Linked DNA regions of Homo sapiens: region 2 is linked to region 1. The links are chromatin contacts, found by Hi-C or POLR2A ChIA-PET in ENCODE. All regions are on one chromosome and are shown on one strand. The core of a region is the stretch at or near the end of the contact, and the rest is flanking DNA. Distances in the headings are between cores, read along the strand shown.

Region 1 (6,374 bases), core at 1,097-3,596:
TCTGGGGGCTGGAAGTCCAAGATGCAGGGGCAGGTGGGGTTGGTTCCCTCCTGGGCCTGCAGATGGTACCTGCTCCCTATGTCCTCACAGGGTGGTCCCTCTGCGCCCAAGACCCGGCTGCCTCCTCCTCTTCCTGGCTGCAGGGAGTGCTTGTGTCTGAAGAACGCCAGGCTGGTGTCCCCAGAGGGCGGCTGGAGGGGCTCAGAAACCATTTTCACCTTCTGTCTCCTCCATGTCTGCACTGTTTGGGTTTGTACCCGCCTGTGTCGCTTTTGCACGGGAAGTGAGATGGAGAGACACGTGAACCACCATTGCTGGGGTTCCAGCATGGGGCCCCAGGGGACCCATGGCTTTCCCAGAAGGAAGCTCTGCCATTGGACAGCCGGTCTCAGGCTGCTGCACAGGCCCCTCCCCGCCCTCAGCCCTGGCCTGCGGGAATCAGGAAAGGGTGGGGTCCAGCTGCATTGCGAATGGACTAAAGCCACTGATTTGCACACTTGCCAATGGCTGAAATGGTCAATAAAACGTCATGTACCTTTTGCCACAGGAAAGAAAGCACGCAGCCAAAGAGCGCAAAGAGGCTCAGAGGAGGCCCGGGTGCCCTGGAGAGACGCTGCGTCCTGACGACACAGCATCCCTGTCCCGCAGCGGAGATTTCCCAGATGAAGGATTCCCCGGCGGGAGACAGGGCCCTGCACACAGGTCCTCTGCCACGCTGCTCACCATGCCTGTGTGTTATCTCCCCATGAAAAGTCACCTAGGCCGAGCATGGTGGCTCACGCCTGTAATCCCAGCACTTTGGGAGGTGGAGGCGTGCGGATCATCTGAGATCAGGAGTTTGAGACCATCCTGAGTAACATGGTGAAACCCCGTCTCTAGGAAGAATACAAAAATTAACTGGGCATGGTGTCAGGTGCCTTGTAATCCCAGCTACTCGGGAGGCTGAGGCGGGAGAATCGCTTGAACCTGGGTGGCGGAGGTTGCAGTCACAGCGTTTGCAGCGAAGCGGCTCCCAGAGCTGGGAGGAAAGCCCCGCCTGCAGCCAAGCTCCTGCTCCACCACCCCAGGTGCAGAGGGGCTGCCCCAGGCGGGGGACTCCAACTCCCTCTCAGCCAGGGCCAGGCCTGTGGGGTCCGGGCCTTCTCAGGGCCGAGGCCTCACTGCCCGAGCACGGGCCCTGCCTGCGGCAGTTACGCGGATGGTTCCTTTTTAAACGCAGGAGCTGCCGTCATCTTCTCTCACTCAGTGGTCATCACGGAAAGTGAAAACGACGGTGCTGCTCCTCCCACGGAGGAGAGACAAGCTCACAGGTGGGGAAGCCAGACCCTCGAGGATGAAGTGGGGGGCACAGCCCTGTCCTCCCTCAGATGCCCCAAGATAGGCCAGGGTGGGAGAAGGGGGCACCTGTCCCAGGCACTGGGTGGCCGCTGCCCGGCAGAGGGTCTCTGCCCCCATCAAAGGGAAGTGGAGGCCCCCAGGGTAGATTCTGTTTGGCCTGCATTTATGTAGCACCTACTTTATGTCTGGAAGTCGGGGGGCCCATGGGCAGGATCTGTTCAGCCCACATTTATGAGGCACCTGCTGTATGCCTGGCAGTGAGGGTGGGGCCCCAGGGGCAGGCTCTGTTCAGCCCACATTTATGAGGCACCCACTATATGCTGGGCAGTGGGTACAGGGATGGCTGCCCAGGCTGGCCTGTCCCACGGAGGAGAGACAGGCTCACAGCGGGGAAGCCAGAACCCCAAGTGTGAAGTGGGGGGCATGGGATCAGAGGCGGCCCAGACCCCATGAGCTGGGGCTGCACCAGGCACAGAAAGAGCAGTGGCAGCGACTCATGGCTTCAGGCTGCTCAGGTCCTGCCTGGGCCGACTGCAGGAAAAAACAAGGACTTCCGCCTCCCTGCGGTCCCTCCCCTACACCCGCCCACGTGGCCAGGACGTGAATGTCACCATGGGGACTTCCGCAGGGCCTAGTGCTTTCCTTTTTGTTTTTTGTGTTTTGTTTTTTTTTTTTTGAGTCTGGCTCTGTCACCCAGGCCGGAGTGCAACAGCGCGATCTTGGCTCACTGCAAGCTCCGCCTCCTGGGTTCACGCCATTCTCCTGCCTCAGCCTCCGGAGTAGCTGGGACTACAGGCGCCCGTCGCCATGCAAGGCTGATTTTTTGTATTTTTAGTAGAGATGGGGTTTCACCGTGTTAGCCAGGATGGTCTCGATCTCCTGACCTCGTGATCTTCCCGCCTCGGCCTCCCACACTGCTGGGATGACAGGCGTGATCCATCGCACCCGGCCAGGGCCTGGTGCTTTCCCAGACAGGTGACTGCCCGTCTGGTCTCGGCTTCCCCTAAGCAACATCCCAGGATCCTGCGGAAAGACCCACCCAGGCCTGGGCCTTCCCTGCTCGGTGCAGGGCTGTGGGCGCGACCCCTGGCAGCAGGCCAGGACGTGGGGGGCCGCCCTGCCAGAGCTGGGACAGGGCCAAGGGACCCTCCACCTCTGAATTTGCCTTGGGAGCTGAGACTTCTGATGGGAGACCTCAGACCTCTGTCTGTCTCTTCCTCTGTCTCTTCCTCTGAGCCACAGGGGCTGCAGGTCCAAGCCTTTTGCCTGGACAGGCCGCTAGCCACCAGGGGGCAGCAAAATCCAGGCCCTGCCTCCCCGGCCGCAGGTGCCACTTCCTAGAACCTGGGCTCCCTGTGCCATCACCTGCGTGCCTAACCCTGGGTGTGCATTTGGGGCCACACTCACTGCAGCCCTTTAAGAATCCACCCCCTCCTCCCTCCCCTCCCCCTGGGAAAACACAAGGGCTGCCCTCCATGGTCTGGTTGTCAGTGAGGGACACGGGGCTGGGCCCAGACACTAGAATAAATTATTCGGGTAATACATGGTTCGATGAGGGGCCAGGTGAGCCCGTGGGGGTTGGGCAGCCATGGTCGGGTTGGATCACGGTCCAAGGCCGGCCCCCACTGCTGCAGGGCCTCAGCCCACTCTCACTTCCTGTGTCTCTGTCATGGTCCCAGAGTGCAGGAGCCCCGTTTGCTCATCTCTAAAATGGAGTCATGTCGCTCTGCCTCCCGAGCTATTGGGAGGTGACTGGCGGACACTCCCACAGGTGGCTGGTACACAGCAGGGCTCACAGGGGCACTGGACAAACCGGGGCTCCCCCAGATTGCTGTGGGCAGGGAGGAGCTGTCCCCAGCTCAGAGCAGCCCTGACGGGCTTTCCAGCAGGGGCCAGGGTAGAGGCCAGCGGGGCAGGGCCCCAGCCCAGGGAGCCCCGAGCTCCCTGCCCACGTCTTGAGCAGAAGCCTCCAATCTCAGGGGCTGCAGTCGGCCAAGCTGTGGGCCAGAAACTCAGGCAGAAATTGCAGGGCTAGTGCCTTTATTAAAGCTCCATGGAGGGGCAGCTCCAAGGCCTGCACGCCACAGTTGGCCGCCATTGCCCAACTGACACAGCACATCCCCCCCGCAGTGCCTCCACAGCCCCACACCCCGGGGCAATTAGCACAGGGCCATGCCCTTCCATTGCGCAGCGTTCACCCACCCCACCACCACTTCAGCATAAACCGTGGAGTCCTTTCCCAGGCTGGACGGAGCCGGGGTCCAGCTGCGGGGCCTGGCTGGGGAAGCGCTGCCCGGCTGGGGAGGCGCTCCCCAGGCCCTCCCCACACACCTGCCCCTCCCCGCCGGGCGCATCCCCACCTCCCGCTGCCTCAAACCGCCTTCCTAACAACACCCTTTCCCCAGAGCCCCACCTCCAATATGTAGACTGGCCGCTCCCTCCATGGGAGGGGCTGCTCAGCCCACGCCCCGCCCTGGCGCTAGGCACCAAGCAGGAGGGGAACGGAAATCCTCTCTGGTTCGCTGGGAGATGGGGAGCCTGGCAAAGTGGCCACCAGGGCGTCCACCGGGTCCCCTGTGGGCGGGGTTGCTGGGCGCTGCTCCTGGGCAGAGGCCGAGGTCTCTCCGGCCCGTTGCTCTTCATTCACCGTGGCCTGAGACTCCCCAGTACTCGGTGGAGGGAGAAGGCCGGAAGGCTTCCCGGAGGCGGCGCGCCAGGCCTTCCCTGAGGTCCATCCGCGGCGCTCTCGGCGGCCCGGGCTCCGGGAATGAGGTGGCTGGTGAGGCCCGCGGAGTGGGAGGCCGGTAGGACGCGCGTCCTGCCCAGCGCAGGCGACAGACACCCCTGCCGCCACCCCCGCCAGGCTCGCCGGGGACGTTTCCTGTTCTGTCCCCAGCTGGGAGCTGGGCTGGCACCGCACGAACTTCTCGGACAGCAGGGAGAGCAGAAAGGTGGCAAGGAGCGCCCACCCGCCCCTGCCTGGCCCCGCAGGAGGGCCCTGCGCTACCGCCGCACCGCCACGCTCTTCACTCTGGAGCACCGGCCTCAACGAGCGCGCGGGGCGGAGGGCGGCCGGGAGGCGGCGGCGGCGCAGGTGGTGGAGGCGTCTTTATGGGCGCCAGGCAGTGGTGCACGCTTTCCCACGCCCGGCAGCCAATTGGAGGCCAGGGCCAGAAGAAGCACGGCCCCGCCCCCTAGCTCCGGGCCGGGCCACCCCCACCCCCACCCCCCTCACCCCCCACACCCCCCACTCCCCGCTCCCCCCGCCCCCGGCCTCCAGCAGGGCGATGTGGGTAGGCGTGGCTGGGGGGTCACGTGGGACCTGACCGGGAGGAGGAGCCTGCCCATACGTCCCTCCGTCAAACCTGCTCCCTCCCTGTCCCCAGCTTTCCGACCACCTGACCTGTCCTCCATCTGACAGTCTTCCAGCCTGGCCAGGAGCAGCCCCAGCCCAGGCACCTGCCCGGGCCTGGCCTCCTCAGGGGTGAGGACAGGGGCCGCAGAGGCAGCTCCAGCTGTGGAAGCAACAGGGAGACAGGCCAGGGAAGGGGCTGAGCCGCAGCTACTGCACAGGGGGGCCAGGGCCACTGCTCCAGGAAGCCCCCACCCTCCTCCTGCACTTCCTGATAATCCAGGCCAGCGGCCACCTCCCCCAGGAAGCCCCCGACCCTTCCCTCCCCTGGGCTGGCTCTCATATTAAAAGGTCATCCTTGGAGGTGCTCTGGGCAGTTAATTCCAGGCAGCAGCCCCACACCCCAGCTTCTCCAAACCTGGTATTTGTTAACCAGCCGCCCTTGGGGGTCCTTCCATCAGCCTTGGGAGGCAGCAGTGCTGTCCCACACCTCAGACAAGGAGACTGAGGTCCAGGGAGGAGGCCTTACCCAGCTCACTGCCCCACCAGGTCCCTCTCCTGCCCCCTACACTGACAGGGTGGGCTGCTGGGTGGGCAAGAAGATGGTTGCAAAGGGTGTGAGAGCCGTGCAGGCCAGACTTGGAAGCAAGGAAGGTGCCAGCCCTGGGGACTCATGGCCAGCGTGTGGGGGCGAGCAATGGGTAGTGTGACGGTGGAGGCACGGCGCCAGGCATGGTAGTGGGTGCCTGCAGGGTCCTCCTGAGCCATCCTTTACCCAGGCACCCATGATAAATGACAGGCCCAGGAAGGGTGCCAGTCTCGGGCCAAAAGAGAGGGGGTAGCAGCTGGCCTGGGTGGCTGCACAAGACTACCCCTATGCCCTGGAGACCTCCTGCCCCCATGGCCAGAAGGGAGGTGCCTCCCTGTCACGAAAGTCCTGCTGGGGGTGGCCAGGTAGGCTGTGGCTGCCGCTCCGACAGCCCCGCCTGCCTGAGGCCATGAATGGCCGGGAGCCTTTTGTGGGTGAGCAGCTGGCTGCCGGCCCTTTCTGTGGGGCTGTGGGAAAGTCCTCGGGCCAGCCTCTCACAGCCTCTCAAAGCCCGGATTATCTCTGGGTCTGCAGGACACCCTCTCAAGGACGCCCCCAGCATGCTTGGGGGCAGGGACGCCTCTGCAGAGGCCCTGTCTGCTGAGCTGTGGCCCCAGAAGTCGCTTGGCCAGGAAGGGTCTCCTGAGTGGAAAGACCCCTCGGACACCCCACTCCATGCCCCCTACCGCATCCAACCGCCCAGACTCAGAAATGCCCGCCACGCCAGGCAGGCTGTCCTGGAGCCCCGGCTCACTGTTGTCCTGGCCTCTAGCCCTCTGGGGAAGGGCGTGCTCAGCAGAGGAGCTTGCTGGGGGTTGCTAGTAACCCCCCCTCGACCCCAGGCCACGTGGCTGCGCCCACAGCTGGGCAGACCCAAGCCAGATCCAGGGCTGAGATCACACTTGGAGGTGCTCAGGGCTGAGGGCCTCGAGGCAAGTGCTCACTTACTCAGCACCTACTGCATACAGGCCAGGCAGAAGCTGCTCAGAGTCCTGAGAGTGGGGCAGGACCACAGCTGCCGCACCCACACCGAGCAGGGGTGGGCCCAGCTCTAAGCAGAGCTGCCTGCGGCCAGCTGGCCTTTCCCTGACCCCC
Region 2 (6,374 bases), core at 2,008-4,507, 370 kb after region 1:
GTGTGTGCCAGAGATCACCTGGCGTGCTCGCTGCAGGGACGCAGACCTCTCCCAGCTAGAGGCCAAGGGTGGCTTCATGGTCTCCTTGAGTTCCGGCTCGGGCAGGGTTGGACTCACACTCAGATTAGACAGTGCTCCGAAGAGAAGGAGCCCGTCACTCCACAGGCAGCCATCTGTCCTCATCTGTCCACTCCCGGTAAACCAAGAGTGGTTGAGAGACAAGATCAGGGGCCCGGCTGGCACCAAGGCTGCACCCAGGATCGGGCTCTCCCTGGATCCCATGGTGCTGGTGGGCCCCATACGGTGGTGGGCTTGGAAGAGAGAGGGTGGGAAAGGCACGGGGGAGACTGAGCTGAGACGGGCGAGGGGAGGTGGCTGGGAGCGGGGATGCTGGCTCCTCACGTAATTCTACTAAGCACCTGCTACGGGTTCAGCCGGGTGGTACCTGGACCTGAGTGTGTGTGTGGACCGGAGGGGTTCTGTGGGCCAGAGACAAGGGGATGCCACCACTAACACCAGCTAGGCCAGGTGTGGCCTGAGATAGGGGAACGCCACCAGTAACCCCACTAGGCCAGGGGTGCCTGAGCCAGAGAAAAGGGACGCCACCTCTAACCCCGGCCTGGGCGTGAGGATGACTGACAGTTAGAACCAAAGGCAGATCTCTTCTCCCTTATGCTACCAGAGGCATAAATTTAAATGAAGAATTTGCGAAGGTGATTCCGTGGCAGGTGCCTATGCTCAGAACATTTCTAAGTGTGTGCATCTGACAACCGCACGACAGAGAATGGCCCCGTCCTAGTTTGGCAGCAGCCCAGCTGGGCTCTGGAAGGGCTGTATGTAGGAAGGGGTGTGGGCACGTTCTGACCACTTCACTCCCCACCTTCCCCCACGGTCCCACACATGCACAGGCAAAGCAAGGCCTTCGACTAGAAAGTGACTTGTTGGGCTGTGTGGACAAGGGCCCCCACTGACCACAGGGGCCAGGGAGTGACCTCCCACGCTGGCCGAGGCTGCCTGGAAAAGTTGGGTGGGGTGGAGGACAGAGCTAGAGCTGGGCTTTCTCCTGATTCAGTTCAACCTCCTCCAAAATGCACTGAACGAGCTATCCAATCTGCTTTTTTCCTTGAGAGTGTATTTTAAAGGTTTTATTTCAGTAGCTCTGCAACCATTTACACAGCTGGAAACAAATTCCACAGACGCTCCTCAGCTTCAGACAAGGTCACCTCCCAATAAACCCTCCATGTGCTGGAAACATCCTAGGTGGAGACTGCGCTTCCCACACAGAACCCACGACCGAGCGGCGCTGGAAACATCCTGGGTGGAGACTGCACTTCCACACAGAACCCACGACCAAGCGGCGCAGCCTTACCTGCCTTAACCTGACAGACACACGCCAGCCTACAGTCCGGCAAAACCCCCTGCACGCAGAGCCCCTCGGGACATTCGGCCCCCTCCTGATCACGTGGCCCGCTGGGGCTGCAGTCACCGCCCCTCATCACAGGAGAGTACTGACCTCATACGGCCAGCTGGGGAACGGTCAAAACTCAAAGTAGTTTCTACCGAATGCACCCTGCTCACACACCACCGAAATCAGATTCCTAAATCGAGCCAGTGTACGTCGCACCCTGTCCACAGACTCACTCTCCTTCAATACCCGACGCTAAAGCTCAAGCCGTGAACGCTGCGACTGCTGGTCCTGTCCAGTAACTGCTGATAAAACCGGCCATGAAACCAAAGCAAACGCCCTTCTCTAGGCCGGCCCCCACTATCAGATCCCTGTGGAACCAACAGCCAATGTGCTCACAGGTCAGGACGCATGTGCCGCTAGCTCCTGGCGGCACCAAGCCAGCACAGTCGAGGGTTGCCAGGAAGCGCCATGGGCCGAGCTCGTCCGGCCCCTCACTCTCCTGGCTCCGGAGGACGAAATGTGTCTCCCCATCCCTCCTCGGGGCCCTGGAGGGTGGTCCCCCATTCCCAGCTGACCCTTCTGGGAGACAGGAGCCTTGGCTCCACGCAAGTGGGGCCATGTCAAAGACCAGCCCGGCGGTGCGCGAGCTCACACAGCCCACCCGGCCCACACAGCCCCGGCTCTGTCCACCAGATTATAGGGGTTGGAGGGGTTGGGGGTGTAGGGGTTGGAGTGGGGTTGGGTGGATATTGGGGTGGGGGTTGAGTTGGGGGTTGGGGTGGGAGTTGGGCTGGGGGTTGGGTTGGTGGTGGGGTGAGGGTTGGATGAATTTGGGGTTGGGATGGATATTGGGGTTCGGATGGGGTGGGGTGGGGGTTGGGTGAATATTGGGGTTGGGGTTGGGATGGGGGTTGGGTAGATTTGGGGTTGGGATGGGGATGGGGGTGCAAATAGGCTTTGTGATGCTTTACCAAGTCCCAGTCTATGCTGCGGAAGAACGCGTGGGACTTGATGTCAGAAAATCCAGTCTGTGGCCGGCAGCCGAGCCTCTCTTTGGGGTCCTGGAGGTCAGAGTTCAAACAAGGACAAGTCAGCCCCATCCCGGAAGCCCCATGACCCCCTCTCCTTGGTGGCCACTCCCAGTGCTGACAAGCCCTCCCCCGATGCTCTGACCCAGGTGGTGGAAATCAGATGTTTCCTTTATTGAAAGTTCCTTCCCCGTACGTTAAGCTCCGTTCCATTTTCCTTGGGCACACATTCTCATTTTGTTAGGTGTGAGTAAAAACGGACGATTCACAGAACACAGAGCTCAAATACTGAAGCGGAAAATCAACCCACACACCCGATACACAGCAGCCGACATGAAAAAATGGCCAACAGCCGTGCCTGGCCCTCTGCCCACCAACACCGAGGCCACAAACGAGATTTTGTCAGCATGGCCAGAAACGTACCTTATTTAAAAATCCTTTTAAAACATGGGAGGCTTTGACGGACAGGAACCGGGGGATCCGGATGGGCTTCTCCAGGATCACTGCAAGGGCGGAGCCTGGTGAGGACTTGCCTGTGTTGTGTGCCATTTGCCCAGTGCCGCCCAGACTCTGACTCTGAGCAAGAGCTTTGGGAGCTCAGCCTTGGGGCCCCGGAGCCCCTCCCTTCCTACAGCCCAGCAATATCTATAACCCGGAGTCCCGCCGGGTCCTCCCTGGGCCTCCTGGTTACATGCGCTGGCACGTGTCGTAGGATCGGACGTGAACCAGCAGCTCCCCTTCCTCAGCCCCAAGATCGCAGGTACACGGGTGCCTCTGCAGGCTGGCCACCAGAGGGCACCGCGGAGACAGCCGCGTTCCCAGATCCCACATCCCCACAGCACTGAATTCCAGACCAGGAGCAGGTCCCGGGGCCTCCAGGTGGGAAGGAGCCCATGATGGTGGCTGTGGGTTTTGGGGGTGGGGGCTGTGCTTTCAGCTCGGTACAGCCTCGGTCAAGGACATGCTGGGGCTCCAGCATGTGCTGCTGGCCAGGGCAGGAGGGAGTTGGAGCTGAATGGGGACAGGTTCTCTTTCCTGCTGACCCACAGGTGTGGTAACCCCACCCCACGGCCCGGGGAGTGGCATGTGACACAGGGTCTGGCCAGGAGGAATGGTTCCCGGTACGCTTTGCATGGCACTGCCGCTCCAGGCACCCGCGGGACCCCTCCACCTGCACCTTTGAAAAGGAAGGAAGACAGTCGTGCAGGTGAGGGGTACGAACGCACAGCGGGGCACGCACCTTGGAAAAGGTAGTCCTCTGTGTTCATGTCCGGGTTGTCGGTGATGATGTCGAACGGGGAGCGCCCGGCCATCATCTCAAACATGAGGACTCCCAGCGCCCACCAGTCCACGCTGAACCCTGGGGGAGAGCACACAGCCATCACCGAGTGGGGCCACATGGGCCGGCAGCAGGACGAACCTGGCTGGCGTTGGTTTTCATGCCCAGTTGACACGAGTGTGAGCCAGGCTTGAGCAGGCGGCACACAGGCCTCTGTGACTTCCACTTCCCAAACAGAACCAGCACCTCCACCTGGCAGCTCGGCCTCCCTGCCACCGTCCCTGACACTACGGAGGTCTCCCAGGCTGCCTCTGGGCTGTCGGTCCTGCCAGGGCACCTGTGACCACACCGGCACGAGGCACTGGTGGAACCTGCGGACGACCCTCCTCTCTCGTTTCTGCTTCTACAGAACTAAGCTTGAAGAAGCCCTTTCGCTGCAGTAACGGAAATACTCTCCTGTGTTTCCTTCTACAGCCATTTTGTTTTTTAAAAAGGTTCAAGTAGTCAACCTGTTGGGAATGTGTTCCAGCGAATGAGGGGTGGGAGACCCTGACCCGTTTTGCCCAAGGACAGCAGCTGTCTCTGCGTCCCCGGAAGTCCCCCTGGTCCCTGCTGAGGTGAGACGCTGCCGCTGTCCCACACGGAATCCCCATCCCAAGCTGGGTTCTAGACTATATTCCAGTCCTCCAATCTGCTGTCTGTCCTTCTCTGGCTACTGAGACTTCCATTGTGGCCGCTGGGGAGCCCAGTTATCCCAGCGGCGAGTGACCTGCCCGCCCTGCCTGCCCCACACCCATTCTGATGGCAAAAAAAATGTGTAAAAATGTCTGAAGGCACACCATGCATGCCTCATTGAAAACACCAGGATGCAGAAGTGGGTGGAGTGTGTACAAACACAGTATGCATGTGCACACAACACACATGGATGCCCGACACACGAACACTCAGCCCAACGGCACACACGCACACAGGGCTGCACACGCGTGCCCACGTCCCCGTTTCACACACGCACACACGGCTGCACACGCGTGCCCACATCCCCGTTTCACACACGCACACACGGCTGCACACGCGTGCCCACGTCCCCGTTTCACACACGCACACACGGCTGCACACGCGTGCCCATGTCCCCGTTTCACGCCCAGAGAGGGGAGAGGAGCAGAAACACTCTGGTGTGCACGGCGTCCTCAGCCGCAGGGCCTGTGGGGTCCTGTCCACACGCTCCTGCACCCCCTGGGGCTCCCCAGACAACAGCTTCTCCCCCAGCCACTCGTGCAGCACGGGGACTCAGGTGCTGCACCCTGTCCCACCCCCGCTTTCTGTGTCTTTCCCCTCCCTGTGCCCCGGGGCTCCCTGGCAGGAGGAATCCTGTGCAGTGCCCTCCCCAAGGAGCTGCTCAAGTGGACATGGGAGGTTTTCCAGAATTCAAATAAGGGGCTGAGGCCAGATGATGACATCCGGCTGGGAAAGACAGTGTGTGGCTTTTGGGTGTAAGATGGTCAAGGACACCTCTCCCTGGCTGCTGGGCCAGGCCCGAAGCCATCTCTGGCCCTGTGTGCTCCGAGAGGGGCCAGGGCAGCGGCACTCACCGTACTCCTCTCCCCGCAGGATTTCGGGGGCGATGTAATTCGGGGTTCCGCAGAAAGTGCTCGTTGTGTCACCAGGGCCCAGGCCTTCCTGTGGGGGCAAAGTTACTGGGAGAGGGTTCTTGTAGACACTACCCCGCGGGACAGGCGCCCCGAGACGCACATGCGGGATGGTCAGGGGAGGCGGTCCAAGGCACGCACCTTGCACATGCCGTAGTCTGTGAGCTTGATGTGCCCGTCCGCATCCAGGAGGACGTTGTCCAGCTTCAGGTCCCTGTAGATGATCCCCCTCTCGTGCAGGAAGTTGAGGGCGATGCAGATCTCGGCCGCGTAGAACCTGGGGGTGGGGATGCCGTCATGGGGGCAGTGCCTGTGCCAGAGGCTGCGCCAACAGCTCCAGCCTGGGGGCCACACACTCCCGTTTGCCCCACCACGGGCCCGGCATCCTCTCAATGACCAGGCCCAGGATTTGAAAGTGCAGTGCACAGGGCCAGGGAGGGAAATGCCAATGAAAGCTCCAGGACACCACCCCATGCGCCTTAGGATGGCCTGCTGTCAAAGACACAGAGAACGATGTGGCAGCCTCCACAAGGGGAGGAGCGGGCAAATAACACGACAGCTTCCATGCGGGAAAGACCGGAGCCATGGCACGTTGTGGTAGGAGTGCAGAACAGCGCCGCTGCTGCGGAAGACAGTCCGGCAGGTCCTCGAAAATTAAACACGGTGCCAGGCTTGGTGGCTCACACCTGTAATCCCAGCACTTCGGGAGGTCGAGGCAGGCAGATCACCTGAGGTCAGGAATTCAAGACCAGCCTGGGCAACATGGCGAAACTCCGTCTCTACTAAAAATACAAAAAAATTAGCCGGGTATGGTGGCGCACACCTGTAGTCCCAGCTACTCTGGGGGCTGAGGCAGGAGAATCACTTGAACCTGGGAGGCAGAGGCTGCAGTGAGCTGAGATCCCACCACTGCATTCCAGCCTGGGTGACAGAGCGAGACTCCATCAAAAAAAAAAAAAAATTAAATATGACCTTTTTTTTTTTTTTTTTGAGACAGAGTTTCACTCTGTCAC

What was found. Hi-C counts contacts between places; a loop is a spot of excess contacts on that map. ChIA-PET counts read pairs that join two places held with the same protein, here RNA polymerase II (POLR2A). Pooled maps may share reads with other maps.
Region 2: a loop to region 1 is called in a map of ovary, with 1.9 times the contacts of the local background. The contact joins two enhancer-like sites. A Hi-C loop is called at or near these places in 5 of 168 maps with a recorded cell type or tissue (B cell, heart left ventricle, ovary and 1 more) and 13 of 50 pooled maps. POLR2A ChIA-PET finds 5 or more read pairs at or near these places in 3 of 52 experiments (A673, activated B cell and activated naive CD4-positive, alpha-beta T cell).

Annotation. Positions count from the first base shown.
Region 1 is chr1:2,544,448-2,550,821 of GRCh38, reverse strand. It overlaps TNFRSF14-AS1 (TNFRSF14 antisense RNA 1), which reads left to right. Exons shown (of 7, transcript NR_037844.2): 6 at 91-249; 7 at 548-902. Among named protein-coding and RNA genes, the nearest start is that of TNFRSF14, 8.7 kb to the left of the region's middle. RefSeq lists enhancers at 1-538, 1,755-2,624, 5,237-6,107. Within about 2 kb of position 2,346, at least 38 of the 41 ENCODE cell types and tissues checked have a DNase peak (open chromatin) inside an H3K27ac peak, as active enhancers do.
Region 2 is chr1:2,171,319-2,177,692 of GRCh38, reverse strand. It overlaps PRKCZ (protein kinase C zeta), which reads right to left. Exons shown (of 18, transcript NM_002744.6): 12 at 5,503-5,638; 13 at 5,305-5,392; 14 at 3,677-3,796; 15 at 2,860-2,939; 16 at 2,380-2,469. Among named protein-coding and RNA genes, the nearest start is that of PRKCZ-AS1, 9.4 kb to the left of the region's middle. RefSeq lists an enhancer at 1,519-2,127 and a silencer at 3,681-3,847. Within about 2 kb of position 3,257, at least 7 of the 41 ENCODE cell types and tissues checked have a DNase peak (open chromatin) inside an H3K27ac peak, as active enhancers do.